Linked DNA regions of Homo sapiens: region 2 is linked to region 1. Evidence: read pairs that join two places in POLR2A ChIA-PET (ENCODE). Cell type or tissue: PC-3. All regions are shown on one strand. Each heading gives the region's core, and the rest is flanking DNA. Links, peaks and the distances in the headings are about the cores only.

Region 1 (16,506 bases), core at 5,685-13,684:
TGAGACAGGGTGTTGCTATGTTACCCAGGCTGGTCTTCAACTCCTGGCTTAAAGCAATCCTCGCAGCTTGGCCTCCCAAAATGCTTGTACCTAACTTTACATATAAATATTTATATTACAAGATGTCAAGGAAGGAATGTGAAACAGCTAGTAAAAGAATGAGCATCATCCAAAGACAAAAAGTGGACTCTGATTCTCTTCTGGGGAAAAAGATGTGTATTTCTGGGTATAGGAAGGACAGTTGTGTCATGGTAAGCAGAGTATGACTTTGTTATTGACTTTATTTGGAGATTAAGTGTGGTTTAAGGCAATGTTATGGGTGCCAAGTTGACAAGGGGTGGACTGTAGTGTTTTTGTAATGTTTCAACTTGCCTAGGCTAACTTTTTCAGAATTACCTTTCTTGTATGTTTCTGATTAGGGTGGCCCACAAGAGAAATTCTTCGGAAAATGTGGAGGGTGAAGTGAAGCAGCAACAGTTTTTCATTCATGCATGTTATCGTTTTTCTGCTGGCTCAGCTCAGCTGAGCTCAGCTGCTCCCCCTTCCCCCGGATCCTCCTAGAGCATGTCTGCTTCCCGGGCCAGGTGAGTGTGCTTAGCACTAAGAGGGACCCAAGAACTGACATGCGTTTCAGTCCCATGGACTCCATCTCTTGCTTGTGGGATTCACATTGTTCTTGTCCTTCTCCACTTTACATTCCTTGTTCCTTCCTGACTGCTTGCCCTGTGTACTTCAATCTCCAGCATCAGATTTGGAGACAAAAGCCTTATGAAGACTTCTTAACCAGCTCCACACTGCATAAGTCAAATCCCTGTTACACCTTCCCCCATACGCACGGCTGTGCACATGCAAACACGCACACACCGTTCTGCTTCTGAAATTGAATCCTTTTTTATTTTTGAGATAGAGTCACTCAGGCTTTAGGGCAGTGGTGCGATCACAGCCGCCTCGAACTTCTGGGCTCAAGCCATCCTCCTGCCTCGGCCTCCCAAGTAGCTGGGACTATCGGTGCGTGCTACCACTCCCAGCTAATTCTTTTATTTATTTATATATTTATATATTTATTTATTTACTTATTTTGAGACAGAGTCTCGCTCTGTCACCAGGCTGGAGTGCAGTGGCATGATCTCGGTTCACTGCTACCTCTGCCTCCTGGATTCAAGTGATTCTCCTGCCTCAGCCCCCCGAGTAGCTGGGATTACAGACGCGTGCTATGATGCCCAGCTAATTTTTGTATTTTTAGTACAGATGAGTTTTCGCCATGTTGGCCAGGCTGGTCTCCAACTCCTGGCCTTGTGTGACCCGCCCGTCTTAGCCTCCCAAAGTGTTGGGATTATAGGCATGAGCCACTGCACCCGGCCACCAGCTAATTCTTTTTTAAGTTTTATTTTTGTAGAGACAGGGTCTGGCTATGTTGGCCTGGCTAGTCTCAAACTCCTGCCCTCAAGCAATCCTTCCACCTCAGCCTCCCAAAGTACTGGGATTACAGGCAGGGACCACTGTGCTCAGCTGCTGATTGAATCCTGATTGATACAAAACTTTATTATTTTAATGGCTTCAAAATTCTCCACAATTGGAATCTGCATATCTGATGTCTTTCCGTTGCCTATACTTGTGAGCAACAATTGATCAGATACTCTCAAATCACATCGTTCTTAGTGTTGCCACCTAATGTTGCTGAGAAATTTGAAACCAATTCACTTCTTTTTCATCTTTGTAAATAATGAGTTTATTTTATTTTATTTTTTATTATTTATTTATTTATTTATTTTGAGACAGGGTCTCACTCTGGTTGCCCAGGCTGGAGTGCAGTGGCGTGATATTGGCTCACTGCCTCCCCCATCTCCTGGGCTCAGGTGATTCTCCCACCTCAGCCTCTAAAGCAGCTGAGACTGCAGAGGCCTGCTGCCAAGCCCGGCAACTTTTGTTTGTATTTTTAGTAGAGACTAGGTTTTACCATGTTACCCCAGGCTGATCTCGAACTCCTGGACTCAAGCTATTCGCCCTCCTTGGGCTCCCAAAGTGCGGGGATTACAGATGTGAGCCACCACACCTAGCCAACCAGTTTAATAAATGGTTGCTGTAAATTTTTTTTTTTTTTTTTTTGAGACGGAGTCTCGCTCTGTCGCCCAGGCTGGAGTGCAGTGGCGGGATCTCGGCTCACTGCAAGCTCCGCCTCCCGGATTCACGCCATTCTCCTGCCTCAGCCTCCCAAGTAGCTGGGACTACAGGCGCCCGCCACTACGCCCGGCTAATTTTTTGTATTTTTAGTAGAGACGGGGTTTCACCGTTTTAGCCGGGATGGTCTTGATCTCCTGACCTCGTGATCCGCCCGCCTCGGCCTCCCAAAGTGCTGGGATTACAGGCGTGAGCCACCGCGCCCGGCCAAATATTTTTGTTAAATTATGTAAACCGGGAACGTCTGATGGTTACATTGATGTTTAGCTTTTAATGAATTTTGCCTGATGTGTCGTGAGCTTTTAGATCCCCAGGCTCTGATCTTCAGTTCAGCAATGCTTTCCAGTATTTATTTGAATATTGTTTTAAGATATTTTCCCACTTTGTTGTCCTTTAGCTTTCATTCTAGATACTTTTTCTCCAGACTCCCGTCAACATCATTACTTCATTTTCGGTAATGTCACTCTAGACTTTGAGTTTCTTTTTTTTCCTTTTCCTTTTTTTTTTTTTTTGAGACGGAATCTCCGTCTGTCACCAAGGCTGGAGTGCAGTGGCATGATTCCAGCTCACTGCAACCTCCGCCTCCTGGGTTCAAGCAATTCTCTTGCCTCAGCCTCCTGAGTAGCTGGGACTACAGGCGCCCACCACCACGCCCGGCTGATTTTTGTATTTTTAGTAAAGATGGGGTTTCACCATGTTGGCCAGGATGGTCTTGATCTCTTGACCTCGTGATCTGCCTGCCTCGGCCTCCCAGAGTGCTGGGATTACAGGCATGAGTCACTGCGCCCGGCTAGACTTTGAGTTTCTAAAGGATTCTTAACTTCTATAATTATCTTTCTCCTTAATTTATTTTCCCTAGTTATGCCAGCTGCTGTTTCACCTTATCTTTTCATCTCATTTTACATTTCTTATTTCACAGGCTCCCGGTTTGCTTTAATTTCCTTGAGAGCGAGAAAAGTATTTGTAGTTTCCCAGTGCAAAGCTTCCAAGGGATGTTCCTCATTTATCTTTTGTGCTTTGTGTTAATTTCCTCCATTTTAGTTGCAGGTGTTTTTTCCCTATGTTTATGTGTTTGCTTTTTTATGTGTCTGTATCTTTGAATGAGGGCAGTTATATAATCATCTAATTGATTATCTGGTTATTTTTCAGATTGTCCACTTAATTCTTATTCAGGAAGCCTAGATGTGGCGGAGCTATATGGTCCTCACAGTTCTTCAGTTGCCTAAGGGCGGTGAATGCCCAGCTCTTGGATAATAATTATTGGGAACTTATTTCCTGTGTCCCTTAGGACTTAGGGAGTGTTTCCTTCCTAATGACATGAGTGCTCAGAATTTGTTGTGTTCCCAGCTTCAGGATGAACCCAAAACTTTGGTAAGATGCAAAGTCCATGATAAATCCAGGGACTCCTTATTTGATGAATATATTAGTTATCTATTACTGTATAAAAAATTACGCAGAAGGCCAGGCATGCTGGCTCATGCCTGTAATTCTAGCACTTTGGGAAGCCAAGGTGGAAGGGTTGCTTGAAGCCAGGAGTTCAAAACAAGCCTGGTTAATATAGCGAGGCCCTGTCCCTATTAATTTTTAAAAAATTAAAATAAATAAAATACCCAGAAACTTGGTGGCTTAAAACAACATTTATTATCTGACGGTTTCTGTATGTGAGGAGTCCACCTGTGGCTTAGCTGGGTCCTCTACTTTAGGACCTCTACAAGACTGCAATCAAGGGTTGGCCAGGGCAGCAGTCATCTCAAGGCCCAACTAGGGTAGAATGTGGTTCCAAGTTCAGCCATGAGGTTATTGGCACGATTCGCTTCCTCATAGGCTGTTGGGCTGAAGGACTCCCTTAATTACTTGTCATGTGGACCCTTCCATGGGCAGCTCACAATATGGCAGCTGGCTTCATCAGATAGACACAGAGAAAGAAAGAGTGAGAGAGCCAGAGAGAGAGAGCATGGGCAAATGTGCAAGACAAAGGTCACGATCTTTTTTTTTTTTTTTGAGACGGAGTCTTGCTCTGTCCCCTAGGCTGGAGTGCAGTGGTGCGATCTCGGCTCACTGCAAGCTCCACCTCCTGGGTTCACGCCATTCTCCTGCCTTAGCCTCCCCAGTAGCTGGGACTACAGGCACCCGCCACCACACCTGGCTAATTTTTTGTATTTTTAGTAGAGACGGGGTTTCACCATGTTAGCCAGGATGGTCTCAATCTCCTGACCTCGTGATCTGCCCGCCTCGGCTTCCCAAAGTGTTGGGATTACAGGCATGAGCCACCGTGCCTGGCCTAGGTCATGATCTTTTATAATGAAATCTCAGAAGTGACATCTTATTACTTTTGCCTCTTCTTTAGAAGCAAGTCTTTAGGGAGGACTTAGAAACAAGAAAAGGGGAAGAAATCTTTTCTCTCCCAGCTCCTCAACCCTCAACACTGAATGTTCCATGTGCCTGGCTTTCTGGAAACCTCCTGCCCCTTCTACCTAGCTGCTTTCTGATTTCTCTTCAGCTCTCAGAATAAATATGAATCTCTCAAGAAGCCCTCTCTGATCCCCCAAGCTAAGGTAGAACCCTGTTTTGCTCACTCTCTAAGCACTCTACCTGTACTTTGTAATCCTCAGTCTTCTTAAGACAGAGTAGAAACAGGGCTCGGTTTCAGCTCACCTGCTCTAGAGCATTCTTTCATGCATCCCCACTGATCCCAAAACCCACACCACTACCTCACTCCTCTTTTACTTAAAGAATTCCAGCATGGTTCTTAGGAGATAATGAAGGTTGTGGAGTGTCCCACCTAGGGAAGGGATGCTGCACAATTGATTTGCAGCCTTGTTGCTGCAGGCCAGACCACCAAGTGGCCCATTACTCAAGATAGCCATCGCAACTAGATATGCTGCCTTGCATACCCCACCCCTCACCGGCTTTGCTCAGCCCAGCCTACATAACCTACCCTGCTGTCAATGCCCATGCTTTGCATAATAAAAAAAGCCCTACTGGCTCTCTATGCCTCGCTTACCTCAGGACATAAGCTCCAAGGAGGCCTTGTCTGGGAAAACTTTTTCAGGCTCAGGTCAATTTCTATTGCTTTGAGAGCCCAAGAACCCATGGTTGGTAACACGTTCTTTGAGGGCTCATCTGGGATCAGGCTACATGGGGAGATTTTTCTTCTGCTAGTGGGGAGACTTGAGGGCTGATGGGACTGCTGGACAATATCCCTTAGTGGCTGACAGCAGCTGCCTGAACTTTTGACTCAGTGTCACCACAATGGATCAGTCTCCAGCCCCTTGGAACACCTCGCCCAAACCTCAAGGCAACACTTTTCTCCCTTCCTTTTCTCTGTCTTTCCTATCCCTTTTCTATTTTTTTCTGTCATTTGGGGTGCTTCGCCCCTCCTCTTCTAATCCCTTCTGGTTTGGGTTGCCTTATTAGACATCCATGAGGGATGGGTTGACATGATTTTCCTGATTTACTGGTCTGGGTCACTTGAATAAACATCCACACAGGATGAATTAAAAGGGTTGACCATCCAGTTCTGGTTAACCCAGCAGGCAGTGGGATGAGTCACACCCATCCCCTGGCCTAAATTGATTTGAGTTTAAGTCCCAAGAATCTCTCTCTCTCTCTCTTTGGGAGTCTGTCCAAATGTGTAGTCCTGCTGGTTTGGGGAGACTGCCCGAGACAGGGTGCCAGAAACGCCCAGCTAGCTTTCAGGAAGGCACCAGGGAGGCCTGGGTGTGACGGTCAGTATTGGTTTTCTAAACACTGAGGAAAGTTCAGAACACAAACCGTTAATGTCAAGCCTCTGAGCCCAAGCTAAGCCATCATATCCCCTATGACCTGCACGTACACATCCAGATGGCCGGTTCCTGCCTTAACTGATGACATTCCACCACAAAAGAAATGAAAATGGCCTGTTACTGCCTTAACTGATGGCATTATCTTGTGAAATTCCTTCTCCTGGCTCATCCTGGCTCAAAAGCTCCCCTACTGAGCACCTTGTGACCCCCCACTCCTGCCTGCCAGAGAACAACCCCCCTTTTTCCTTTACCTACCCAAATCCTATGAAACGGCCCCACCCCTATCTCCCTTCGCTGACTCTCTTTTCGGACTCAGCCCGCCTGCACCCAGGTGAAATAAACAGCCATGTTGCTCACACAAAGCCTGTTTGGTGGTCTCTTCACACAGACGCGAGTGAAAGTTAACTTACTACAAAATTAAGAAATTTAAGAGGCTTTGGCCTGTGGTTCTAAGATAGTGTTATGGGATCTTTGGGGTGTCACTTTTCTGGCTGGAAACCTCTGTGCTGGTGGCCCCTTTGACCGGGTTCTTGTCCTGAGTCCAGGAAGAATGAGGTACAGAGACAAGTGGAAGGTGAACAAGATAAAGAGGAGCTTTATTGAGTGTTACAACAGCTCAGAGGAGACCTGCAGTGGGTAGCTCCTCTGTAGGCAGGTCTTCTCGTCGGGTGTTCAGCTCTCAGCACAGAGGAGGCCCTCAAGAGGGAAGCTCCACTCTGCAACTGGTCATCCTGAAGTCTGTGGCTCTCAGCAGAGAGGGTAGCTCCTCTCTGCAGCTGATCATCCTGTCATCTCCAGCTCTCAGAAGAGTGGGTAGCTGCTCTCTGCAGCTGGTCATCCCATCATCTCTCCATCCTCTGCCCTGCTCTGGCTGAGCCCCGGGCTTTTATGGATCTCAGAGGGGGAGGAAGTGTATGCCGATTGGTACATGGGCCAACTCAGAAGAGGCACCACAAGTCCCCACTCCTGGGGGCTCAGGAAGGCCCCCCTGCCCTTTTAGGCTCAGAAGTGCCTGCCCTTCTGCCGGTCTTCTCCCTGCTGTTGGCTCCCGCTCCAATTCTGCCATGATGCCTGTTAGAGACAAACTGCTCCAAAAAGCTTCTTGGTGCTGCCCGCCCCTCCCCACTCTGCAACTCCTCTCCATGCTGCCCCAAGCCTCTTTACATTTCTAAGCCCTTATCTAGGCACTGCAGTGAACCCGGCAGACTTTACCTATCAGGACTTGCTGCTATAAAGCAAACCCCAATTACAAACCATCCAGACCCCACAGGGGGAGGTCATGGGAAGCATCAACAAACTTTACCTACATCCTCCGGTACCATAAATGTCACAGGTGATATGTGGCAGAGTTAACCAACAAACGACCCTGGGGTCTCTCTCCCCCATATAAACCCCTCATTTTGTAAACTCAGGGCTGCCTCCTCTGTCTGTAACCGAGCAGCCAGCAGGTTCAATAAACTTACTTGCCTGAACTTGGGTCTCTCTCTCTCGTCCTTTCTCTCAGCTGACCTTACAATGCCCGGCTAATTTTTGCATTTTTTGGTAGAGATGGGGTTTCACCATGTGGGCTAGGCTGGTTTCGAACTCCTGATCTCAAATGATCCACCTGCCTTGGCCTCCCAAAGTGCTGGGATTACAGGTGTGAGCCACTGTGCCCACCCAAAGCATAACAATCTTTTTTTTTTTTTTTTTTTTTTGAGACGGAGTCTCGCTCTGTCACCCAGGCTGGAGTGCAGTGGTGCGATCTCCGCTCACTGCAAGCTCCGCCTCCCGGGTTCACACCATTCTCCTGCCTCAGCCTCCCAAGTACCTGGGACTACAGGCGCCCGCCACCACGCCCGGCTAATATTTTGAGGTTTTTTTTAGTAGATACGGGGTTTCACCATGTTAGCCAAGATGGTCTCAATATCCTGACCTAGTGATCCGCCCACCTCAGCCTCCCAAAGTGCAGGGATTACAGGTGTGAGCCACCGCGCCTGGCCCAAAGCATAGCAATCTTAAAAGCATGTATCGTTATGAATATTGGGACATCTGGACTTTCCATCATTGTAAGAATGTGTCTTTTGCAGGTATCTTCAAGCTGTTTCCTGAACTGTAAACATCTCATGACTGTGAGTTGTGACAAGCATGGAATGCGCCTTGTTAGTCTCAAGATGAGCTGAACTCAAAATGGCATCACCCTGGCTCTGCTATGCTCCTATTTCCCTAACATAACCCCCAAAATTATAACTGGACAGATCCCTCTCAAAATCTAAGGTTTTGCTCATTTTGCATTGCATTACCTGATCATCTTGACTCTTGGAGGCATCAAAAATTACCTTGCATTATAAAAAAAATTTTAGCATTGATGTTTAATATCTAGGTAGGAAATAGTCTCTTTTGACTCCATGGCTCATATCCAGGTGATGCTGATGCAAGGGGTGGGCTCCTAAGGCCTTGGGTAGCTCCATCCCTGTGGCTCTGCAGGGTCCAGCCCCCACAGCTGCTTTCACGGTAGGCGTTGAGTGCCCTGGGCTTTTCCAGGCACATGGTGCAAGCTCTTGGTGGATCTACCATTCTAGGGTCTGGAGGATGGTGGTTCTCTTCTCACAGCTCCACTAGGCAGTGCTCCATTGAGGACTGAGTGTGGGGGCTCCAAGTTATCTTGGGACCTCCAAAGGAGAATTCACCCATTTCATATAGGCATTTGCAGGCAGAGATAAATCCATGGCTGGGCTCCAGGCTTTAAACAATCTAATCTGAGATTCTTACGGAACGAAGTTCTAGCAAAGCCAATTTAAAAAGAGAATAATTATCTTGCTGCACTTTATGCAAATAATCAGGCCAAGTATAATATGACTAAAACTTATTTTGCAAACACATTGGTCCTACCATGACTTGTCTTTGATTAAAAATGAAAGACTGGAGAAAAAATATTATAATACACCTGCTATTAGGTTCTAGTCTTGTCTGTTATTTTTGAGTTTTTTAAATATGATTTTTACAACATGGACTGAATCTTAAACCTTTTCTGGGCTGCAAGTCTCCCAACTAATGTTTGGAAATTTTTCTTCCATTTTTCTAACTTAAACTTGTGAAAAGAAAATAAAAACTTGGGACCCCAATTTACTATACCAAAGGGACAAAGTTAAGCTGAAACTGAGTCATGCAAGAAACTGCCTTTCCTTTTGTTTCTAAGCAGACAGCTACAGATAAAAGGTTAAGTATCTCCACAGGTCACTACTCTATGTTCACCTTATCTTATGCAAAGTTCTGTCTTACTGAGGGCAAGACAAATACATAATTTACTATTCCCCTACCTGCTCCTTTTCTCTTGCAACATGTGATTCAGTAACGTGACCATACCCTCCCTCTTCGCTTCCAGTCCACTTTTCTCCTTTACATATCGAAGCCCTCAAAATCATCTTTGGAGAAAGACACAGACCTCTCTTCTGGGTATATCCTTAACCTTGGCAAAATAAACTTCTAAATTGATTGAGACCTGTCTCAGATACTTTTTGGTTTACAAACTCAATAGAATTGCTACTACCTTTTTCCGAAGGCCCTGCAAGCTGAAGCTTATTCCTTGTGATACACGTGATAAGAGCACGTCAGATTGTCACTGCCTTCCTCCTCTGTAACTAAGATACTTTGAGTCTAACATCTGGATAGATTATGCCCACTATTAACATTTGTTTTTCTCCTGTTTATTCCATTTTTGGGAAGTGCCTTTTATTAAAAGTCTGTTTGCTTTATACTTCAGGCAACAGGAGACTGGCTCTCTGGACTATTCACCTAAATTAACGGCATCTGATCTCTTATAAGAATTATCGAACTCTTTGGGAGGCCGAGGCGGGCGGATCACGAGGTCAGGAGATCGAGACGATCCTGGCTAACATGGTGAAACCCCGTCTCTACTAAAAATACAAAAAATTAGCCGGGTGTGGTGGTGGGCGCCTGTAGTCCCAGCTACTCAGGAGGCTGAGGCAGGAGAATGGCGTGAAACTGGGAGGCAGAGCTTGCAGTAAGCCAAGATCGCACTGCTGCACTCCAGCCTGAGCGACAGAGCGAGACTCTGTCTCAAAAAAAAAAAAAAAAAAAAAAAAAAAAAAAAAAAAAAAAAAAAAAAAAGATCAAACTGAGCTTAAGCATGTTATTATCACTGGGTATTATTTAATTTTTTAAAATAATTATTTGTTATATTCAATAGGAGTATGGATGGTTAAAATTTATGTCTTCCAGGTTTCAACAGTGCCTAGTCTCTATAGGTCTTTAGAGCAGTCAGGAAGAGATCTCCATGCCCTGCACGGTTAGGCGGGAAGTAGCTTCAGCAGGAAGTAGCTTCAGAAGATGAGATCTTTGGACCTTTCTCCTTAAGAATAAGGAGAGTGAAATCTCTCAGTGGCTAATGAGACAGAGTAGTAATGGGGCTGAGCTTCAGCTCACCCCCACTAGAGCATTATTTCATGCATCCTCACTGATCACAAAACCTATACCACTACTTCCCTGATGCCATAATGTTTGAGCCATGCCTTTCACTTTAAGAATTCCAGGAGCTGGCCTTAGGCAGTTTGGTTCCAAGAACAGAATGTGTCTTACTCAGCTTTACATCTCTAGCACCTGGACCAGTGCCTGCCACATAGCACTGGGTAAATATTTGTCGAACTGAACTAAATTGGGAGTATCACACAGAGAACCTGGAGCTTGACTAAGAAATTGAGAAATGCATTTCCGGTTAATGGTTTCCATCAAGTTTCCTTTGGGACTTAAGTGATATGAGATATCCCTTTCACCATGCAATCCACCCCAGACATTGATGAGCTTGTCTTAATAAATAATGGTTCACCTGTCTCTTGCATCACTCTGAGACATTAGATGAACTCTTGCCAGATGCAGCATATTCCTTGTATCATCTAAAGAGTTATGTCCATTAGACATTAGCGTTGGCCAACTTGAAAATCTTGGGTTACAGTTTTTTTTCCATTATCTTTTTTTTTTTTAAACGGAATCTTTCTCTGTCACCCAGGCTGGAGTGCAGTGGTGCAATCTTGGCTCACTGCAACCTCTGCCTCCTGGGTTCAAGGATTCTCCTGCCTCAGCCTCTCAAGTAGTGGGGATTACAGGTTTATGCCAACATGGTTGGCTAATTTTTGTATTTTTAGTAGAGACAGGATTTCACCATGTTTGGCCAGGCTGGTCTCGAACTCCTGACCTCAAGTGATCCAACCACCTCACCTCCCACAGTGCTGTGATTACAGGCATGAGGCACTGTGTCTGGCCTCTTTAGAGTCTTGATAAATAGTTTTACTAAAGCAGGAAAAATAACTTCTTTTAGTCATGTTGTTTTAATAGCACCTAGTCTGTCCTGCTGTAACAGAATACCTGAGACTTTATATTTACAATATTTATTTATAATCAACAGAGATTTATTGGCTCATGGTTCTAGAGGCTGAGAAGTCCAAGACTAAGTGATCAGCATCCAGTGAGGGCTTTCTTGCTGTGTCAGCCTGTGACAGAAGAAGAGACATTGAGAGAGAGAAAGAATGCAATAAAGTGACTGAACTCATCCTGTTATGTGGAGCCCCCTCCTGCATTAATCCATTCGTGAGGGCAGATTCCTTATGGCCTAATCGCCTCTGATTAGGTCCCACCTCCCAACACTGTTGCATTGGGAGATTACATTTCTAACACATGCTTTTTGGGGCTACATTCAAACCATAGCACAATGCAAATCCTGAAGCTATTGACAAAGCAAGCGGGGAAAGTCAGCAATGCCCTTATTAGAATGTATTCTGGATCACCTTGTGTGATACTGTGATTTATAATGAGAAATATATACTTGAACTTCAACCCCATTTCTGATACAGAGCTCCTACAACCCTGAGAATTTTCTAAGTGGTAAAAGTGAAAAAAGCATCTTGATTTTCCTAACAAGCCCCTTTCAACCACACTAAAGTATATGTTAATTAGGTGACTTTTGGAAACCCCCTCTGGGTGGGGGACTGGTTGCCAAGAAGCCAACCAAGTGATTAGAGGATTACAACTTTCAGCCCCACACCCCACCCCCATCTCTAGGGGAGGGGAGATGAAGCTGGAGATTAGGTTCATTTCAATGGCCAACGATTTAATCAGTCATGTCTACATAATGAAGCCTCCACAAAAACCCAAAAGGACCAGATCCAGATGGGTGAGGATGTGGAGGTGCCGAGAGAGTAGCATGCCTGGAGAGGGCATGGAAGCTCCACACCCCTTCCCATACACCTTGCCCCATACATCTCTTTCATTTGGGTGTTTCTGAGTTGTATCCTTTTATAACAATCTGGTAATCTAGTAAATGAAGTGTGATATAGTTTGGATACGTGTCCCTGCCCAAATCTCATGTTGAATTGTAATCTCTGGTATTAGAGATGGGGTCTGGTGGGAGATGATGGGCTCATGGGGGCTGAGTTCTCACAAATGGTTTAGTACCAACCCCTTGTTGCTGTCCTCACCATAGTGAGTGACTTTTCATAAGATTTGGCTGTTTAAAACTGGGTGGCACTGTTACTGGAAAGGGATCCCCATCTATACCCCAAGAGAGGGCTCTTGAATCTCCTGCAAGAAATAATTTAGGGTGAGGCCAGGTGCAGTGGCTCATGCCTGTAATCCCAGCACTTTGGGAGGCTGTGGTGGGCAGACTGCTTGAGCCTAGGAGTTTGAGACCAGCCTGGCCAACATGGCAAAACCCCATCTCTACTAAAATTAAAAAAAAAAAAATTTAGCCAGGCATGGTGGCACATGCCTATAACCCCAGCTACTTGTGATGCTGAGGTGGGAGGATTGCTTAAGCCCTAGGAGGTGGAGGTTGCAATGAGGCGACATGGCACTCACTCTGTCTCCAAAAAAAAAAGAAAAGAAAAAAAACTGGGGGCACAGAGCAGCCCCAAGGGCTACTAGTTGCCCTTTTTAATGGTTATTTCTTGATTATATGCTAACAAGGGGGTGGATTATTCCTGAGATTTCTGGGAAAGGTGTGGGCAACTCCCAGAACTTAGGGTTTCTCCCCTTTTCAGACCATACAGGGCAACTACCTGACATTGTCATGGCATTTGTAAACTGTCATGGCTCTGGTCGGAGTGTAGCAGTGAGGACAACCAGAGGACACTGTCGTCACCATCTTAGTTTTGGTAGGTTTGGGCTGGCTTCTTTACTGTAATCTGTTTTATCAGTAAGATCTTTGTGACCTGTATATCATGCTGATCTCCTATCTCATCCTGTAACTTAGAATGCCTTAACCTCCTGGGAATGCAGCCCAATAGGTCTCAGCCTTATTTTACCCAGCCCCTATTCAAGATGGAGTTGCTCTGGTTCAAATGCCTCTGACGTATTTCCCCTCTTCCTTTTATAAGAGAACCCTTAATCCTAAGGGTTGTACAGGGATAAAGATGTATCTTCTGTAACTTCTTAAGGCTGAATAGAGGCAATGATATTCCTGACTATTAGGGTCTTTTGCATTCAGGGTAGAGAGGAGCTCAGTCAGAAAGCATAGGCATGGTGAGGGCCATTCATAACTCTGAGAAAAGGTGATATCTGGAAAATTAATAAGTGTTCAATTTAAGAAACCATTAAGTAAACTTATCCTGCATCTCTACGCAAAGAGTACAACCACAATATGTTCCACAACAGCAAAGCAAAATAAGTAAAATTATCCCAAGTAAATGAAATAAGAAGGCTTTCCATGAACTGGGCAACTGTTGAAACCAAGCTGATATGGGGACATTAGCTGATTCCAAAATGTGACCAGAATTAGAATATTGATCCAGATTTTTACATTACCCATCCCTCTTGTTTCTTCTGAACTGCAGCCAGAGCTCACTGGTTGGTTCACAGAAATAAGTAGGGTTAGTCTAAATTGCAGGAAAAAACTAAAAAATAACTGATGAGACTAGAATCTAAGAACAAGTTTTTGAAACATAATTTTTCTCTCTCTAGTCTCCCATTTTTATTAAAAACAAATCATGGCAAGACCAATTTGCTTTATTATACTTGGCCTGATTATTTCTATAAAGAGCAGCAAGAATAATTATTGTTCACATAGGCTTTTAAAATAGGCTTTTTTTTTTCTTTTTTTTGAGACAGGGTCTCTCACCATTGCCCAGGCTGGAGAGCAGTGGCATGATCTTGGCTCACTGCAGCCTCCACTTCTAAGGTTCAAATGATTCTCCTGCCTCAGCCTCCTGAGTAGCTGGGATTATAGGCACCTGCCACCACACCTGGCTAATTTTTGTATTTTTAGTAGAAGCAGGGTTTCACCATGTTGGCCAGGCTGGTCTCAAACTCCTGACCTCAGGTGATCCACCTGCCTTGGCCTCCCAAAATGTGGAATTACAGGTGTAAGCCATGGCGCCTGATCTAAAATTGGCTTTAATGGACTCTGTTCCATCAGGAATCTCAGATAAGAGTCTTTTTAAAGTTAAGCACAGCCATGCATTTATACCCTCAAATACCTGTGAGTTGGGTGAATTCCTCTCCTCTTGAAGTCCCAAGATAACTTGGGGACCCTGGGACTGTAAGAAAGTGATATTCTTTACTCACCACAGGTCAGAAACCCTGTACAGGGACTGTGTAGACAAGGTATGAGGCCAGTTTTCCCAAGGGGCTTTTATTGGCTTTATAAGTCAAGTTTGATTCCTTAAAGGAAAGTACACCATTCCAGTCAAAGCCTTGGTAAAATAACCAGTATCTCCAATTGTGTCTTGTTACAAAAGAAAACGAATTCTTATTGCACTTATGCAGGTAACTATATTGCCATAAATTAAGAATACTCAACAAATAGTTTTTAAATTCTGGATAAATCAGGTAGAGAGAAACAAATATGCTCCAAATTGTGTTCACAGGTATTCTTTACTCAATTGTTAAAAGCTGTAAACAGTTCTAAAGAAAAGTCTCTTTAACTCTGAAAAACAAAACAAAGGATCAGCAACATTTTAAGCAAAAAGTCAAAAAAGGTTACTTCATTCTTCTATTAGTTCAGTCCACGCAGTTAACTTCTGTTCTACTTGATATTCATCAACATTTCATCTCTCCATGAACACTGAAAGTTTTTTTCCTCTGTTCTAATGTCACAGTCTCCAAAGTTATCAGAAACTTGCATTCAAGAACACCTGTTAGAGACCTATAGCTGATTACAAACCACCTTTTAAAGAGGATCAAAACAAGACCATCATTGTTTGTGGATGACAAAATGTCTTAGGACAGCCACTATTAAAGCCACAGTTGACTAGGTAATTTTGGTTACTTCTGTGGCATAAACAATTTTACATAACAATTATAACTATGAATAACATGCACTGTTATGTTAGAATTGTATACTTTTTGAACACATACCAATAACATATTTATACATATACAGCCCAAAGAAAGCCAAACAGCATCTCATAGTTGACAATGTTTCCTGCATGGTTTTATACCAAATGAGCCACACTTTACCATTGCATTAATGCATTATTGATGTCAAACCCAATCCTTAATAAAACCTTATAGACAAATCTATCCAATTTTAATGTCTGACCAAAAGGTAAGATTCTCATAGATCTTTTTTATAGCCTTTACAATTTTTGTTAAAGAGCAGATCAATTCTCCGAGAGAAAACCTCATTGTGCTTTTATTTGAATATTCAATTTATGGAAAAACTGAATAATATTCCTTTAACTTTAGCCAATATTTTCACACATAGAATTTCTTTTACAAGAATAATTTTTCACAAACCTTCCATAACTTGTCCAAACCTTTAGATTTATCCTAACTGAATACAATCCTTTAACACTTTAATCTAGGCAGAAAAATCCACATTCCCATGCCTTCTTAAAATCTTTTGCCAAAAGTACATTTTACTTTACTTATACACCTTGCAAGTAAAATTGTTTCTTCAGTAGCCTCAATTACATGTTACAGTGTTAACTCTTAACTTTTACTTTTGGTGAAAAACCTGGTTAATGAGTGATTTATTTATTTTTATTTATTTTTTTAAGATGGAGTCTTGCTCTGTTGCCCAGGCTGGAGTGCAGTGGCATGATCTTGGCTCACTGCAACCTCCACCTCCCAGGTTAAAGTGAATCTCCTGCCTCAGCCTCTCTAGTAGCTGAGATTACAGGCACCCACCACCATGCCCAGCTAATTTTTGTATTTTTTTTTTTTTTTAGTAGAGACAGGGTTTCACTATGTTGGCCAGGCTGGTCTCAAACTCCTGACCTCAAGTGATCTGCCCACCTCAGCCTCCCAAAGTGCTGGGATTATAGGTGTGAGCCACTGTGACTGGCCAATAAGTGATTTTAATTACGTACCAGGTGTGTGTGGAGCCTAGGACCCAGAGAGAAGTACAGATAAGGTCTGACTTTTCTCAGCATAGCCAGGGGGTATGGATAGCTCCACATGTCCCCAGGTTTCATCTAGAATTTAATGCTCCAAAGTAGGTAAATTGAACAATTTTCAAAAGTCAAAGAAGCAGTTTATGACCTTAAAGCATTAAGCAAACCTAATACCTGACCTGCATAATTTAGACCAAATGCCTAAATTTTGAAAACAT
Region 2 (16,506 bases), core at 1-8,000, 130 kb before region 1:
CCTTAGTGGACTGGGTTATTTTCACCACACAGAAACACTGCAGGGAAAATAGCCACTTGTGTGACCCTCTTTAGCTCTTTCCCTCCCTCCCTGATCAATGTGAGCTTATATAATTGGCTTAAATGAGGAAGTCAGTAGAAGGGGCTAGGGCCAGCCCCAGGCTCTGACTCACGCAAGGGCCAGTGCTGGGTCTGCAGCCTGTGGCCAGGGATGAACAGGAATGTTCCTGTTCCCCATGAGGTTTGCTAAAAGACCCCTTTGGTGGTAGGTTGACACCCCAGCAAGTGGCCTAGCATGGTCCGAGGCAGCCGCATAGCCTGTCTGCATGATAGCAGGCTTCAGGGATCCAGCTTAGCTGGAGGCTTGACTGTGCTAGCCTCGGTGGTACCTGCACTGTCATTCCATATGTCACAATCCAGGGAAGAGAGGCTATCACCGAGAAGAGTTGTCAGTAAGAAGGCAGGACACTCTAACACGAGCAAACCCACCAGGCTTCTGTTGATCCAGGGCAGCATCCCCCTCGCCTGGCAGAGTTCCTTGCCCCACAGCCAAGGCTATGGGAAGCAAGGCCTCCAGCAAAGCTCATGGCTGCCACCAAAGCATCTCTGCCAAGATGCTTCTTATGATACTTAGGAAGGATTTCCACCCAAACTGGATCAGGGTCACCATGACCCTGAATCACAAATCCAACACAGGCTGATTCCAATCATGGTTTGAAGCTTTAGCTGAAAAGTTTGCTGTTTGAAAACCATCAATGTGGGGGCGATGGGTGTGCAGGGTAGGAAGGGAACGCACTATTTTCCAGTGGAGGAAGAGGGTATGCCTCTTTAGGAAACTGTTCTGGGTAGAGACTGCTGTGGGTGTTTCCTCAAGCACAGATAATAACCAGGAGATCAAGCCCCAACATGCGGGTAATGGAGTTTATGTAACATTGAAACTCAATGACTTTGGAACTTTAAAAACATCTATAGTAAGAATTCAAAACACCAAGATCTGAAGGCTACCCCAGAGAGCAAAGGGGCAGCCTTCAGATCCAAGTGGCCCAAGACAGAACCTACAGTAGCTATGGATTTTCTCTAAGAGGAATCGGGCACTCATGACTTCACTTCCCAGAGCTCTGCCCAGCTGCCCAGCAGCCTGGAGATTTCCAGAACAATGGGGAGTAGGTCACCCTGCCCTGATAGGCACCAGGGGGTGGAAACGCCTCCTCGCCCACAACACAATCACTCTCACCCCTTTCCTGGCTAAATCCCACCTCCCACCCTCCCGCCAGCTCCCCTCCCATGCTCCCAATCCTTGGGACCTCTTGGGGAATTATCCAAGGAGAGTTCTGCCTGCTGTATTTTCACTAGGGTCTTGGGACTTCTGCAGGCAGTCAGCCCAAGTGCCTACAGCCTGCCTACTTGGGGGAGCAGATGGAGAGTGTGGCACCAGCAGAAAATACCCAGAAAGCCGGGTACAAAGCCTCAGTAAAGTCCACCCTGAACTTATACATCAGGTGGACCTTGTCGGCAACAGCGAAGAAGATGACAAAGCCGTGGTCACAGTTGAGAAGCACGCCCACCCGCGTGGCCTTGGTGGAGGGCAGGGTTTTCTCCACGTTATTGTGCCAGGCAGAGATCTTGGTGTTGAACCACTCCACGCACCAGGAGGCGCTGTTGCGGCCGAGCCTGCTTTCTGGGCCCTGCCGGTTCATGCTTCCGTAGCAGATGCCTACCCCACAGAAGTTGTTCTTCTGCAGCTCCACCTCCCAGTAGTGGATCCCCTTCTTGTAGCAGTGCAGGCCCAGCACCTGAGAGCAGTATGTGAACCTCTGGGGATGCGGCCGGTAGTTCTGAGGCATCTCAGCCACAGAAGCTACTGTATAGCACTCTGACAGAGCCACTTTGTTGTGGGCGGTGTTGTAGTCCAGGATGACTTTAATGTAATCTGAGAAAACATCACCCCAAGGAATTAATTACAAGGGGCCCAAAGTGCTCTTTTAGACCTTTGCCAAAGTGGTACTATTTATTCACTAGTTTTATCCATCCATGCACCCATCTACCCATTGGTCCATCCATCCACTCATCTATCCATCTGTCTGTCTATTCATCCATCTATCTGTCTATCCATGTATCCATCAATCCATCCATGTATCCATCCATCCATCTATCCATCTACCCATGTATCCATATACCCATCTATCTACCTATCTATCCATTCTTCCATTCATCCATCTATCCACTTATCTATCCATCCTTCTGCCTTTCCATTTATCCATTCATTCATTCATTAATCTATCCACTTATCTATCCATCTGTCCATTTATCCATCCACCCATCTATCCACCCATCCATTATTCATCAGCTCATCTATCCATCCATTCATCCATCCATTCTGTCCAGCCAGCCAGCCATCTATCATCTATCAGTCATCCGTATGTCTGTCCATTCATCCATCCAAAACCATTTACCAGGCACCTGACTGACACCAGATTCTGGCACAAGATGCACAACCATGAACCAGAGAGACAAGGTGCCGGGCCTCATGGAGTTCACACTCCAACAAGCAAGGCAAGTCCATCAGTAACAACACCATGAGACTCACACTCTGCCAAAAGGGTAAGCACACACTGTAGGGACACAGAGACAAGGCAACTGATGCTACAGTTGGGGAACATTTCACTGGCAGGCTGGAATTGGAGCCAAGTAACAGAAGATGAGAACTAGACAGAGGAGAACAGAGAGAGAAAAGCTGTTCCAGACAGAGGGAACAGTGAGAGTGAAGCCACGGAGTGCCAAGGGGATTCGCATGTGCTGGGATCGGGGAAGCTGGGTGGCTGGGAACACAGATGCAGCAGGAGAAGGGAAACATGTTGGGGCTAGAAAGGGAAGGGCTTAGGAGGCTAGACTTTAACTGGTGGGCAGCAGGGAGCCAAGCGAGGCACTCATTTGCTAGGTGGCTCAGGGCATGACACTTTTCACTGGAGCCCGAGTTTCCCCCAAGGCAAAATGAATAAGCTGGGGGTGGAAAAGGCCCTAAGTTGATAGAATTTTACTTTCCCTGTTTATGCGGCTGCCACAGAGTGCACAGCAGCTCCTGAAAGACGTGGCTCAGCACCGCCGCTAGCAGCTTGGGCAAGAGTTAGCTGCAGCCCAGGGCTGGTCTGGGCCTCTCTTGGGGGGCAGGGACAGCGGAGGGCTACAAGAAGGCCAGCCCTGAAAAAGCAAGGGACCCACAGATCCCCACCAAGCCTGCTGCAGCTGCTTATGATAAAGGAAGGGCTATATTTTTCAGTGATTGGCTTTGGCCTCCACATGGAAGTGGGTACCACTGGCAGGTGCTGCCTGGAGTGTTGCACGTGGGTGCAGAAGAAACAAGAAGACGGAAAGTGGGAGGGCCCTAGGCCTGGCCTTGACAACGGAACTCCACCCACTTCCAGGTTGGACGAGCTTGCAAAGGAGGGGTGGATGGAAACCCAGGGGGGTATAGCAGCTCAAGCGGCAAGGGGAGAGAGTGTCAGAAGGAGGAGGAATGCCACTGACAGGTGAAGCTAAATAAAAGCTGAAAGGCGTCCCTGGATTTTGTGACACGGAGTACCCTGATGACCTCAGAGCTGCCTGGGTCAAGGGCAGGACAGAGGTCAGAATGCAGTGGCACGAGGATTAGACTTCAGGCTCCCACCTCGGCCCCACATTGCAACCCTGGGCAGCCAAACACCAACATTCTGAATGAACCAGTCTGGGGGACAGCCTGGGCATCGGGGATTTTAAAAAGCTCCCCAGGATTCCAACACGCAGCCACAGTTGAGAGCCACCAATGTAGAAAATCTGCAGAGCTGCTTTTCCCCAACTGTCCTCAAAAGGATCATGGAGGAAATGAGCTAAACATACAGCTTTCCGTGCTTGCCTGAGTCTGATCTTGTAGGGCTAGAACAGGGCCCAGGAATTTGGTTTTTGGGGTTTTTTGTTTGTTTGTTTGTTTTTTAAGACAGAGTCTCGCTCTGTTGCCCAGACTGGAGTGCAGTGGCACAATCTCGGCTCACTGCAACCTCCACCTCCCAAGTTCAAGTGATTCTCGTGCCTCAGCCTCCCAAGTAGCTGGGATTATAGGCATGTGCCACCACGCCCGGCTAATTTTTTGTATTTTTAGTAGAGATGGGGTTTTGCCATGTTGGCCAGGCTGGTCTTGAACTCCTGACCTCAGGTGATCCACCTGCCTCGGGCTCCCAAAGTGCTGGGATTACAGGCATGAGCCACCGCACCCAGCTAGTAATTTGTATTTTTAACAAGCATTCGGGTGAAAGGGAGGCAGGAAACAGAGCTGCAGCTGAGACAGTTTTGCTAGGTTTGTTTTTGTGATTTGGAGAGATGTAAACGTGCTACAGATAGGCAAGCCTAGGTAGAGATGCTGAGGGTGAAGAGATGGGAATGGAAAGGCCTAAGAGAGAGCAGAAGATTCCAGAGAGCGTGTGGGGAGCAGACTCCAGAGCCCAGGGCCAGGGGGTCTTGGGAAAGGGGCCAGGAGGCGAGGAAGGGGGCACAGTAGATGCAGATGCGATGTCAATAACAGAGCAGGGGGAGCCCCTTCTACAGTGTCTGTCTTTTTCGTGAAGCAGAAGGTGGGCGGGACAGGGAGAAGGATGGAGCTATGGCCAGTGGGAAGTCTTGGGAATGGTGGCTCTGGAGAGTGGTGGGGAGGAGACAGGAGATGCAGGGCAGGCATGCCGGCAACGGGACGCCCGGTGAAGGCCGGTGACCGCAATCGCCCTGCCTTCTCTGCAGAGGACATGCAGGCGCCGACCCACAGAGAAAGGTGAGCTCAATTGGGCCAGACTAGACGGCAAGAGGGAGAGTCAAAGGACCGATTGTGAAATCTGAGCTAGTTAGGAAAAGTAAAGAAAGGCACTGATGACTGGGAGAAAATAAGGGAGCAACAAAGTAGAGGACAAGTGAAGGGGAGTGGCTGATATAGCCGGCCAGCTGGCCTCACAGAGAGCTGCACAGAGCGGCGCAGGAGAGACAGAACCAGTGGAACCGCGCACCAGCCCCGAAGCTACTCACACTCCAGGAGCTCAGGTCTGGACTTGGCCAGGAAGGTCTCCAGCACCTTGGCCTTGAGAGATGTTGAGTTCGGATGTGAGCTGGTGGCTTTGGCTGCAGCTGGGAGAGGAAACAGAGAGTGATTTGCAGAACAAACTCAGAGTGGACACCCCAAAGCTCCTTGCCCATGATAACTTACCCTCCAAGCCAGCTTGTTTTAAATCCACTAACTGTTCCGGGGCTCCAAACGTGGGAAGCTTGCTGGGTAAGGCAGGGACAGGGGCTGGGGGTAAGGAAAGGGAAATATGATACAGAGCAACGGGATGGCCTCTACTCCCTTCCACACTGATTAAGAGCCACTTCTACAAACACACGCCTGAACAGCAGGACAACACAGGGGAAAACAGACAAGGCTAAAGTCACCTTATTCATCTCACTTATGCTTGTCCTCCCCTCCAGCCTCAGGCCTGCTGCCATTACAGAATGGAATCATATAGAACCCATCACAGAACCCTGATGAGAGAGGTCGACTCTCACTACCAGCATTTAGTTCTGTGCTCGGGCAGTCTCAAGAAACGAACAGTTGCAGAAATGCATAACTTACGAGGTTTCTTGGATTTCTTTTCCTCTTCTGCAAAAGAAAGTTTTCAGATTTAATTTCTTTTAAGGCACAACACAATGACATTTTCAAAATAATAACATTCATGTGCATGAATTTGACCCAGACAAATAAAAGGATGTTTTAATTTGAAAAACAGAAGGAGTCAGCAGGCAAAATGAATCTATAGTGATAGAAACCAGCATGAGCGGTCGTGGGGGCGGGGACTGACTAATAAGGAGCATGAAGGAATTTTCTGGAGAAAGGGAAATTCTTTATCTTGATTTGAACAATGGTAACACATGTATGCATTTGTCAAAATAGATCTAACTGCACATTTAAGATTTACTGCAGGGAAAAAAGAGATTTACTGCAGGTAAATTATATTTCCATAAAGGAAAAAACACAAAAACCAAATAGGGAATCAGAAAAAAAAAAATGCTTGCCAAGGGCTGGGCGCATGGTGGCTCATGCCTGGAATCCCAGCAATTTGGGAGGCCAAGGTGCAGGAACCACTTGATCTCAAGCGTTAGAAACTAGCATGGGCAACATGGGGAAACCCCATCTCTACAAAATTACAAAAAAAAAAAAAAAGAAAAAACTAGCCAGGCCTAGTGGCACACACCTGTAGTCCCAGCTACTTGGGAGGTGAGGCAGAAGAATTGCTTGAGCCCAGGAGGATGAGGCTGCAGTGAGCTGTGTTCTTGCCACTGCACTCCAGCCTCAGCAACAAAATGAGACCCTGTCTCAAAAAAAAAAAAAAATGCTTGCCAAGTCTTTTAAAAATATCTGGAGTGTCTACCTACAGGAACTGAGTTTGGCTAAAATAGTCGTTCTCAAAGTCTGGTGCCCAAGCCAGCTGCAGTGACATCACCAGAGAACCCCTAAGAAATGCAAATTATTGGTCAGGCACTGTAGCTTACTCCTGTAATCCCAGCAATTTGGGAGGCTGAGGTAGGAGGATTGCTTGAGGCCAGGAGTTCAAGATCAGCCTGGACAACATATCAATATCCTGTCTCTACAAAAAAAAAAAAATTGTTTTAATTAGCCTGGCTTAGTGGCACATGCCTACAGTCCTAACTCCTCAAGAGGCTAAGGTAGGAGGATCACTTGAGCCCAGGAGTTCGAGGCTGCAATGAGTTCTGTTCGCACCACTGCACTCCAGCCTAGGCAAAAGAGCGAGACTCTGTCTCTTAAAAAATAGTAAATGCAAATTCTTGGGCCCCAAGCCAGAGCCACTGAATCATAAAGGCTGGGGGTGAGACCCAGCAATCTGTGATGTACAAGCCCTCCAGGTGAGTCCAAAGTCCACTCAAGTGGGCTAGAAGATCCCAGCTTCCTTCTTTGCCACCTTCCACAACACTGGAACAAAAAGGGGCGTTTTTGAAATCATATCCCTGCCCACCTGCAGGACACCTGACATTACAGATAAGCCCTGCTCTCTCCTATTACCCTCTCCCTCCCCCAGACCCCCATCACACCACAAAGCCCCCTTGCTACCGCTTCTCCTACTTCGAAGTCACATCACTCACAGTCGCTCACTCTCCCATTTCCTCCCCTTCTGCCACTTTCCCACCCACTCCCTGTGGACCAGCATCTTGGGAGGCCCAGGCTGTGACATCAATCTAGGGCACAGGCACCTCCCTCATCACCTACCCTTAGACATCTCTCTGCACTGGGACTACTCCATACCCCCTCCCCTATTTCCCCATTTCAGCCTAGAGGAGCCTTGATTCATTCCCGAACTTTATTCTCCAGGGTGTCATTCTGCTGTGACATGAGGACCTCACCTCACTGGGGAACACACCTGCCTGCTGGCCGGCATCCCTACCTCATTCATACTAAGGGAGGAGCTTTCAGAGGAAGGTGACTGGGGAAGGACACAGGTCAACAGTACCTTTCCACTTCCTCTTTCACTCCTCTTTTCACACAAAGTACCCTTCGAGGTTTTCCGGCCCAGCTAAGGGCTCCCTCCTCCATCTGCACCAGGCATCCCAGCCCTGACTCTGTTCCATTCGGGGACCGATACCACACTCTGCCTGCTACAGGTGACCTGAACACTAAGCACAAGCAACAACAACAAAGAGCAAGCCCTGGCTCTCTCATCCCCCCAACACCAGCAGTGTGCAGCCAGCCCTCCTGGGTTCACACCAACTTTTCAGGGAAGCAATGACAGCTAACATTTCAGTGGTATATGGACATGTCAGTGGTATATGAACATGTCAGCGGTATATGGGCATGTCAGCGGTATATGGACATCTCAGCGATATATGAACATGTCAGCGGTATATGGACATGTCAGCAGTATATGGACATCTCAGCGGTATATGGACATGTCAGCAGTATATGAACATCTCAGCGGTATATGGACATGTCAGCGGTATATGGACATCTCAGTGGTATATGGACATCTCAGTGGTATATGGACATCTCAGTGGTATATGGCTCATAAAGAGCTCTCACAATCAGTGTCCCCTCATCACTCAGAATCATCCTGTGGCCTCGATATCACTATTGTCCACATTTGCAGAACAGGACCACTCTTCTCCTCAACCCCCATGTCAATGGCAGGTGCCTGCCCAATGAGGGGGATAGTACCCCTAGGAGGGCAAAAATGGATCCTTGGGGGAGGGGGAGTAAAAAAGATTACTCTTTTTATGTGTAAAAGCACAAACATAAACAGTTATGCAGTAGATGGGTGGTATTAAAATTTCATGGGTTGTAATTAGGAAAAAAATTTTCTCAAATGGTTCTGGGGATGAGCAGGAGGAGGGTAACAGTGAGAAACCAAAAAAAAAAAAACAGTTGAGAAACATGGTAATAGCAGAAGCCCATTACAACCCAGAGACTTAACACTGCTGAGATGCCAAGGAGGTTTAGCCTCCACCCTTCCTGGACCGCCATCAGTCTCCTTGCCCAAGGCTCTGCCCAAGGACTTGGGTATAGTAAATATTTCTCAAAACAAGCCAGCCTCAGGCATCTTGCTGTTCCAGGCAGCCCAAACGTGCAATGCTGATGGACAGCGGAGCTTCTGCCACAGCCCTACAGCCCCCCGCAGTGGGGACTGCCACCAACTTCTTTCCCACTGAGGTCCAGGCCCCACAGTGACTCGGGATGGGCCGGAAGTGACTTGGCCAGAGCCTGGGGAGGCCACAGCCATGCTGTTGCCATGGAGACAGGGGTGGGGCTACTTACTGGAGACCTTCTTCACAGGGCGTGTGGATTTGTGTGTGGACGCTGGGTCATGCTCTCCAGGGTCACCTGTGTCAGAGAAGAAGGGCTCAGTGTGTGCGGCTCCTCTCACTGACCCTAGCAGCCAGCTTTGCCATGGGTCGGTGGGCAGGCAGAGGGTTTACACAGACAGCCATTTCCTCCGACCTTCCCCATCCCATCGCTTACAAGAGCTACAAACAAGGTGATCTAAGAACCAGTTTGGTGTATTCCCTTTTTTCTCTGACTTTTTAAAATGTAGCAAGGGCCAAGTCTTTTTTCCACCAGCACCCAGCTCTGTGGCCTCTGAGACTTCTCTGAGCTTTGGTTTCTTCGAGCACACAATGGGGATGACTTCACCTTGCTCATGGTTGATGTGACTCCTGAATGAGATCAAGGTCATGTAGCGGAGGCTGGGTCAACACTTGTTCCTTTCCCACTATTCTTTCTCTCCCCTCCTCCCACATACCAGCCACCTATAGCTTTGCCCCCACGCAGCACTTCCACAATGGGGCTGCACCGCCACCGATTTCAGAAGCCCTTCTGCAAGGACACTCGGCAGGCCAAGCTGAGATTCAAGCCCAATCTTGGACTACACAACAGAGATTTACTATGGGCCAGGCTCTGTGCTAGGCACTAGGGAAATAGCGTTGAAGAAAAATCAGACAGGCCAGGCACAGTGGCTCAAGCCTGTAATCCCAATGATTTGGGAGGCCAAGGCAGGAGCATCACTTGAAGCCAGGAGCTCAAGATCAGTCTGGACAACTTAGCGAGACCCTGGCTCTACAAAAAAAATTTTTTAGGCTGGGCCCGGTGGCTCACGCCTGTAATCCCAGCATTTTGGGAGGCTGAGGCAGGCAGATTACTTGAGGTCGAGAGTTCAAGACTAGCCTGACCAAAGTAGTGAAACCATGTCTCTATTAAAAATACAAAAATTAGCCAGGTGTGGTGGCACATGCCTGTAATCCCAGCTACTCAGGAGGCTGAGGCAGGAGAAATGCTTGAACCTGGGTGGCAGAGGTTGCAGTGAGCAGAGATTGGGCCATTGCACTCCAGCCTGGGTGACAGAGCGAGACTCCGTCTCAAAAAAAAAAAAATTTTTTTTTAATTAGCCGGGCATGATGGTGTGTATCTATAGTCCTAGCTAGTCGGGAGGCTGAGGCAGAGGGATCACTTAATCCCAGGAGTTTGAGGTTACAGTGAACTATAATCACGCCATTGCATTCCGGCCTGGGCGACAGAGCAAGATCCTGAATAAATAAATAAATAAGCCGCAGCCCCTGACCTCACAGAGATCACAACCTAATGAGGGAGATATACGGGGATCCCAAGGAAGAATGCGATACTACCCATGCAAGAGTCCCAAGAGGATGACAAGGACCCTGGGCCCAGTCTGAGGAGTGGGAGCAGTGGCAGGGGAGGCTGGCTATAAATGTAATGTTTTGCTGATCTTTGAAGGGTGAGAGGAGTTAATTAGTGAAGACGGTGGAGTTCAAGCCTTCTGGAGAGTGGGGAAGAGCAAACACAAAGGCCCTGTAGCAGGAAGTTTTGCATATTTGAGGAACTGAATGCAGAGAGATGCACCAGAGGAGAGTGGGGGGCGCCTTGGGGCTGGAGAGAGACCAACAGGGCTTGACCTGGCATCTAGACCAGGGTCAAGGGTTTGGTCTGCATCAGGGAGTAATAGGAAGCCTAGTGAGAGGGCAAAGCAGAATAGGTCCCAGGACATGAGCTCTGCATCATGAAAATCCCTCTCTGGCTGCAGCGGCAGATGCAGAGGGTTTAGGAAGCTGCTACAGTCATGGGGCGACAGGTGATGGCAATGGAGAACAGGCAAGCAGTGCTAGGATCAGCAGACTGAGTCAGGAGATTGAAAGAAGTGAAATTTGGCAATGGATTGGATATGGGGTGATGAAAAGGGGGTGTCAAAGAGGAATTCTAGATTTCTCCCCCAAACGGGCCATTCCCCCACCAAACACAATAACAAGCCCTAGCTTATTCAAAACCCATCCAAGTTGGCCTCAAGATCACAGGCCAAAAGAGCCTATCTGTCCAGAAAGTCCAAGCATTAACATCAAGTCCCCAAAAATGCTTTAGGAAAGATCCTAAAATGTCAGGATGAAGCAGACTCCCCACCAGCCTCCAGACAGAGGGCGGATGTTTCAGGAGCCCTGAAACTCAGGCCCCAGTGCTCGGGATCACGCCCCAATCTCCCATCCCAAAACATTTAGGGGACCCATCGGGTTGCAGGGTTCCACAGGGGGCAGCATAGGGGGCTGCTAAGGTCACCTGAACTGGGGGTGGGCTCCTGGAGCCGCCCGATGCACTGCTTCAGCTCGTTTTTGAGGTCTATGGTGCTCTGGTGGATGCCTTTTATCAGCTTGTGGTTCAGTTCCACCTCGGGGATGTAGACTGGCTTTGTTGAGATTCCTCGCAGTTTTGATGCTTTCTGGAACATGCCAGGGGGTTAGTGCAGGCAGCTCTGGTGAAACGGGGACCTGGGCTCAGTCCTCACCAACCCCAGGAGGCTCTCCCCTATGCCCAAGAGTGCTAAGTCCAATTGGCCTTCTCAAATTACAGGCCAGAGGTCACCAGGAGTTTAAATGACACTTGAAGACACAGTAATCTGGAGCTGGAGGGGACCCCAGAGGTCACTCATCTTACAGATGGGGAAACTGAGGTCTAGACATGGCAGGAACTCCACCAGCTAGGGGCACAGACACAGCTGGGACTGAGATCTTCCGATCCCCCAGGACAATGTTCTTTCCACTTTTCCAGCTAAAGGTGGAAAAGCACAGGAAACTCAGGACCACCCCAATCCTAGGGGAACAGCTCTAATCACACATTCTGGTAACAGACAGGGACATCTCAAGGGATGTGGATTGCAGCCAGGGAATATCTTATGGGAAGGGAGGGTCTTCCTGGAAGTCCCAAACTTTGAGAAAAATAGGGTTGTACAGTATCAAGAAGCCTAGATGTGCACTCAGATCCTTCGAGAGCTCGGGGCAGCTGCTCCAACAGACAGGAATGAACACTTGGGATGAAACTTAACGCCATCCAGACTAGGCACGCATCAGGCCTCAGTGCACAGAGACAAGGTTCCCATTCACTCCTGCACTGTCTCCCCACCCCCTGATCTGAACAAGGAATCTGGGTCTTTCAGGTATAGCTGCAGGTCACTCAATCAATGGGGCACACCACTATATGCCAAGCACTCTGCTATGTGCTGGTCAGATTGGCAGGAGGATGAATGGGGGTAATAAGAGATGGGCTTACAGTCAAAACAGCCATGAAAAAATGCACATCTGAAACAACATCACCCAATGTTACTGTAGAAACAGTGTGGCATGCTTGGGAACACCGATACGGCATGGCAATGGGATCCAAGGCCCTGGAAGGATACGACTCACTAGGCAAGAATGCCCAGCATGGCATCCCACCCACACCCACTGTGTCTGGGGAACAGTGAGTGCATAGGGCATGAGCCAGGGATGGATGATATGAGATGAGACTGCTGGCACAGGCGGGGCCCAGTCACCTAGGACCCTGCAGGCCATGTTAAGGGACATGAGGCCAGAAACAGCAGGGGGCCCATGCTTTAGACAGATACTTTGATACAGTCTGGATGTTTGTCCCCTCCAAATCTCATGTTGGAATGTGATTCCCAGTGTTGGAGGTGGGGCAGGGTGGGAGGTGTTCGTGTCGTGGGGGTGGATTCCCCATGCACCGCTTGGTGCCCTCCCCATGGTAACAGGTGAGTTCTTGCACAAACTGGTTGTTTAACGGAGGCTGGCACTTCCTCCTCTGTCTCTTGTTCCCTCTCTAACCCTGTGACATGCCTGCTCCCAGCTTCACCTTCTGCCATGAGTAAAAGCTTCCTTCCTCACCAAAGGCCTAACTAAAAGCCAAACAGATGCTGGTGCCATGCTTGTACAACCTGTAGAACTGTGAGCCAAATAAACCTCTTTTCTTTATAAATTACTCAGTCTGGTTGGGCGCAGTGGCTCACACCTGTAATCTCAGCACTTTGGGAGGCCGAGGTGGGTGGATCACCTGAGGTCAGGAGTTCGAGACCAGCCTGGCCAACATGGTGAAATCTCGTCTCTACTAAAAATACAAAATTAGCTGGGCATGGTGGCGTGCGCCTGTAATCCCAGCTACTCAGGAGGCTGAGGCAGGAGGATCACTTGAGCCTGGGGGCAGAGGTTTCAGTGAGCAAGATCACACCACTACACTCCAGCCTGAGCAACAAGAGTGAAACTCCATCTCAAAATAAATACATAAAATAAATAAATAACTCAGTCTTAGGTACTCCTTTATAGCAATGCAAAAGGGACTACTAACACACACTTCCAGGAGCTGCTGGAGGAAGGATGGGAGGAAGAGGTGGAGTGTGAGTGGCAGGCAACGTTCTAAGATGGCCCTCAAGCCCCCGACCCCGACTGATGTACATACCCTATAGTATGCCCTCCCCTTCAGTATCGGCAGGACGGTGAATGAAATAGGATATCACTCCTGTGATTAGGTTATGTCATGTGGCAAAGGGGGTGGAATATTGCTGGTGTAATTAGCATCTCAAATCAATTGATTTTGAGTTCATCAAAGGGCAATTATCTGGGGTGGGCCTGACTTAATCAGGTAAAAGACCTTAAAAGAGGGATTGCATCTTTCTAGAGGAGAAATTCTCATGCTGGCCTTGAAGAAGTCAGCTATCAATCTGAGAGACAGCCAGCAGGAAATTGCGGGGGGCCTCAGTCCTACAACCATAAGGAACTAAATTCTGCCAACAACCACATGAGCCTGGAAGACAACCCTGAGCTCCAAAGGAAACAGCCTGGCCATCCCTCGCAGACTGTAGCCTGGTGAGACCCTATGCAGGCCACCCATAAAGCCATGTCCAGATTCCTGAGCCAGAGAAACTCTGAGAGAATAAATATGTGTTTTTTGAAGCCCCTACATTTGTGGTAAGTTGTTGCCCAGCTCAGAAAACTAATACAGCGTGTGTCTCAGGGATGCTTCCAGTGACCTCTTCCAGTCTCCCGCTCCTTGAGGGCCCTATCATCAACAGCATGACATCAGGCAAAAAAAAAAAAAAAACATTCAACAATGCCTTGTGGCGACCTACCTCCAGAAACTCGAACTCATCCCTCTTGGTCAGGCTCTGTTCAATCTCCTCCTTCAAGGTCTGGATCTCACTCTTCTTCTTGAGGAGAATCTGATAAATGGTGTCAAACTTGCTGTTGACCCTCTTCTCCTCTTCCTTTATCTTCCTTGTCGAGGTGGTCTCTGAGGCGTCCAAGAGAGCCTTCATTTCCGTGTATTCTTGTTGTAGCTGCTCCACCTTTCTGTTTGCAGTCATCTGAGAGGGCCAAGGTAAGAGGATGCCCGTCAAAGGGGCAAAAGTGCTAAGGCTGCAGCCCCAAGCATGGGTGAGATGTGGAGTTCCAGGAACTCTTACCTGTACTTTGTGGGAGAACAAACCACTGTGGGGAGCAACTTGGCAATATCTAATAAATTTGGAGGTGCTCATAGGCTATGACTCGGCAACTCCAGTCCTAGGAATATGTGCTACAAAAAATTGCAGCCACCTGCCCCTGAGACATGCATAAGAATGTTCACAGGCAGCATTGTCTGAAGTAGCAAAAACCTGGAATCAACCTGAACATCCATCAGAAGAAGACTTGAAGCAAAGACTGGGAGCTATTCATAGGATGGAATATTAAACAGTTATGAAAATTAATAAACTGGAGCTATGCCTGGATAAATCTCCATGAGAGAAAAACAACTTGCAGAAGAAGATCCACCATATGATGCTCTTTCAATAAAGCTTAGAAACAAACAGAATGGCTATATGCACAAAGAAACGCATGGGAATGAATAAATAAATTCAGGAGAGTGGTTACTTCTGGAAGAGAGGAAGAGGGATAGAATAAGGGAGAAACAGATGGGAGGGGCTGCATCGATGATATTTTATTTCTTAAGCTAAAGGTGGTTCATGGGCAATTTTTAAAAATAAAAGTCAGCAAGAGATCAAGACCATTCTGGCCAACATGGTGAAACCCCATCTCTACTAAAAATACAAAAATTAGCTGGTTGTGGCAGCGCGCACCTGTAGTCCCAGCTACTCAGGAGGCTGAGGGAGGAGAATCGCTTGAACCCAGGAGGCAGAGGTTACAGTGAGCCGAGATCGTGCCACTGCACTCCAGCCTGGGAGACACAGCGAGACGCTATCTCAAAAAAATAAAATAAAATAAAACAAAACAAAAAGTCAGGATGCAGCTCTGGAAAATTTCTAGAGAATATCATGCTCTAGGATTGTACTTTCCAATAACATAGCCACTTGCTACATGTGGCTACTGAGCACTTGAAATGTGGTTAGTCCAAACTGAGACTTGCCATGAGTGTAAAATACATACTGGCTTTCAAGGGTTTCACACCAAAAAAAGGAATGTAAAATATCTTAAAACTTTTAAATTGATGATATGTTGAAAGAATAATATTTAAGATATACCAAATTAAATAAACTATAATATTAAAATTAATCTCAGTCAAGTGCAGTGATTCATGCTCATAATCCCAGCACCTTGGGAGACCGAGGCAGGAGGATCGCTTGAGGCCAGGAGTTCAAGACCAGCCTGGGCAACATAGACAGACTGTTTCTCTACAAAAATAAAAATAAAAAAATTAGATGGACTGTATTCCTGGAGAGTGGGGGTGGTGAAGGGGAGTAGGCTCAGTCAGGAAGATTACTTGAGCCCAGGAGTTCAAAGCTGCAGTGAGCTATGATTGTTCCACTGCACTCCAGCCTGGGTGATAGAGTGAGACCTGTCCTAAAAAAGATAGATAAATAAAATACAATAAATCTCATGTACTATTCAAATTAACTTAAAATGACATCTGCACTCCTACTGTATTTCTGCTGGACAGCACTGCTTTAGTAGCTGCAATTTTGTTTCACATCTTGGGTAGCCTCAATAGCTGCTATGGTTTGAATGTCTCCTCCAAAGCTCATGCTGAGATTTAATTGCCACTGAGGTGATTAGATCACGAGGGCTCTGCCCTCATGAATGGATTCATATTCTTATCACAGGGTTTGACCTCCTTCTTCCTGTCCCGCTCTCCTGCCTTCCATCCTTCCGCTATGGATGATCCTCACCAGATGCTGGAAGCATGCTCTTGGACCTCTCAGGCTCCAGAACTTTGAGCCAAATAAACTTCTCTTCTTTGCAAATACCCAGTCTGTGGTATTCCGTTATAGCAGCAGAAAACAGACTAAGACAATAGCTCAGAATCAAACATAACAAAGAGAAAAACACACAAGAAGGACAGTAGACTGGAAAAGAGGAATTCAAGTATTTCTTCGCCAATATTTTTTTTTTTTGAGATGAAGTTTCACTCTTGTCACCCAGGCTGAAGTGCAATGACATGACCTCGGCTCACTGCAACCTCTGCCTCCCGGGTTCAAGTAATTATCCTACCTCAGCCTCCTGAGTAGCTGGAACTATAGGCATGCACCACCACGCCCGGCTAATTTTTTGTATTTTTAGTAGAGATGGGGTTTCGCCATGTTGGCCAGGCTGGTCTTGAACTGCTGACCTCAGGTGATCCATGCGTCTCGGCCTCCCAAAGTGCTGGGATTACAGGCGTGAGCCATTGCGCCCAGCCTTCTTTGCCAAT

What was found. ChIA-PET counts read pairs that join two places held together with the same protein. Peaks named below come from ENCODE experiments on the same cell type or tissue, not always from the same donor. Only the 100,000 strongest peaks of a DNase experiment are listed, where the experiment ranks them.
Region 2: POLR2A ChIA-PET joins it to region 1 with 6 read pairs; 2 of 35 experiments call an interaction of 5 or more read pairs at or near these places.

What each region holds. Positions count from the first base shown.
Region 1 is chr17:57,011,166-57,027,671 of GRCh38, forward strand. No RefSeq gene overlaps it. Among named protein-coding and RNA genes, the nearest start is that of SCPEP1, 41 kb to the left of the region's middle. RefSeq lists a silencer at 4,943-5,237 and enhancers at 5,776-6,602, 6,603-7,427. In PC-3, for the core only: no CTCF peak of the experiment used is centred there; DNase peaks (open chromatin) are centred at 5,696 and 10,596; H3K27ac peaks cover 1,942 bases.
Region 2 is chr17:56,890,301-56,906,806 of GRCh38, forward strand. TRIM25 (tripartite motif containing 25) reads right to left here. Exons shown (of 9, transcript NM_005082.5): 3 at 13,955-14,188; 4 at 11,119-11,278; 5 at 8,815-8,880; 6 at 5,626-5,652; 7 at 5,221-5,304; 8 at 5,043-5,141; 9 at 1-1,929. The coding sequence ends at 1,400. It overlaps MIR3614 (microRNA 3614), which reads right to left and starts at 1,055; the gene lies at 970-1,055. In PC-3, for the core only: a CTCF peak has its summit at 1,642 (motif pointing right); no DNase peak of the experiment used is centred there.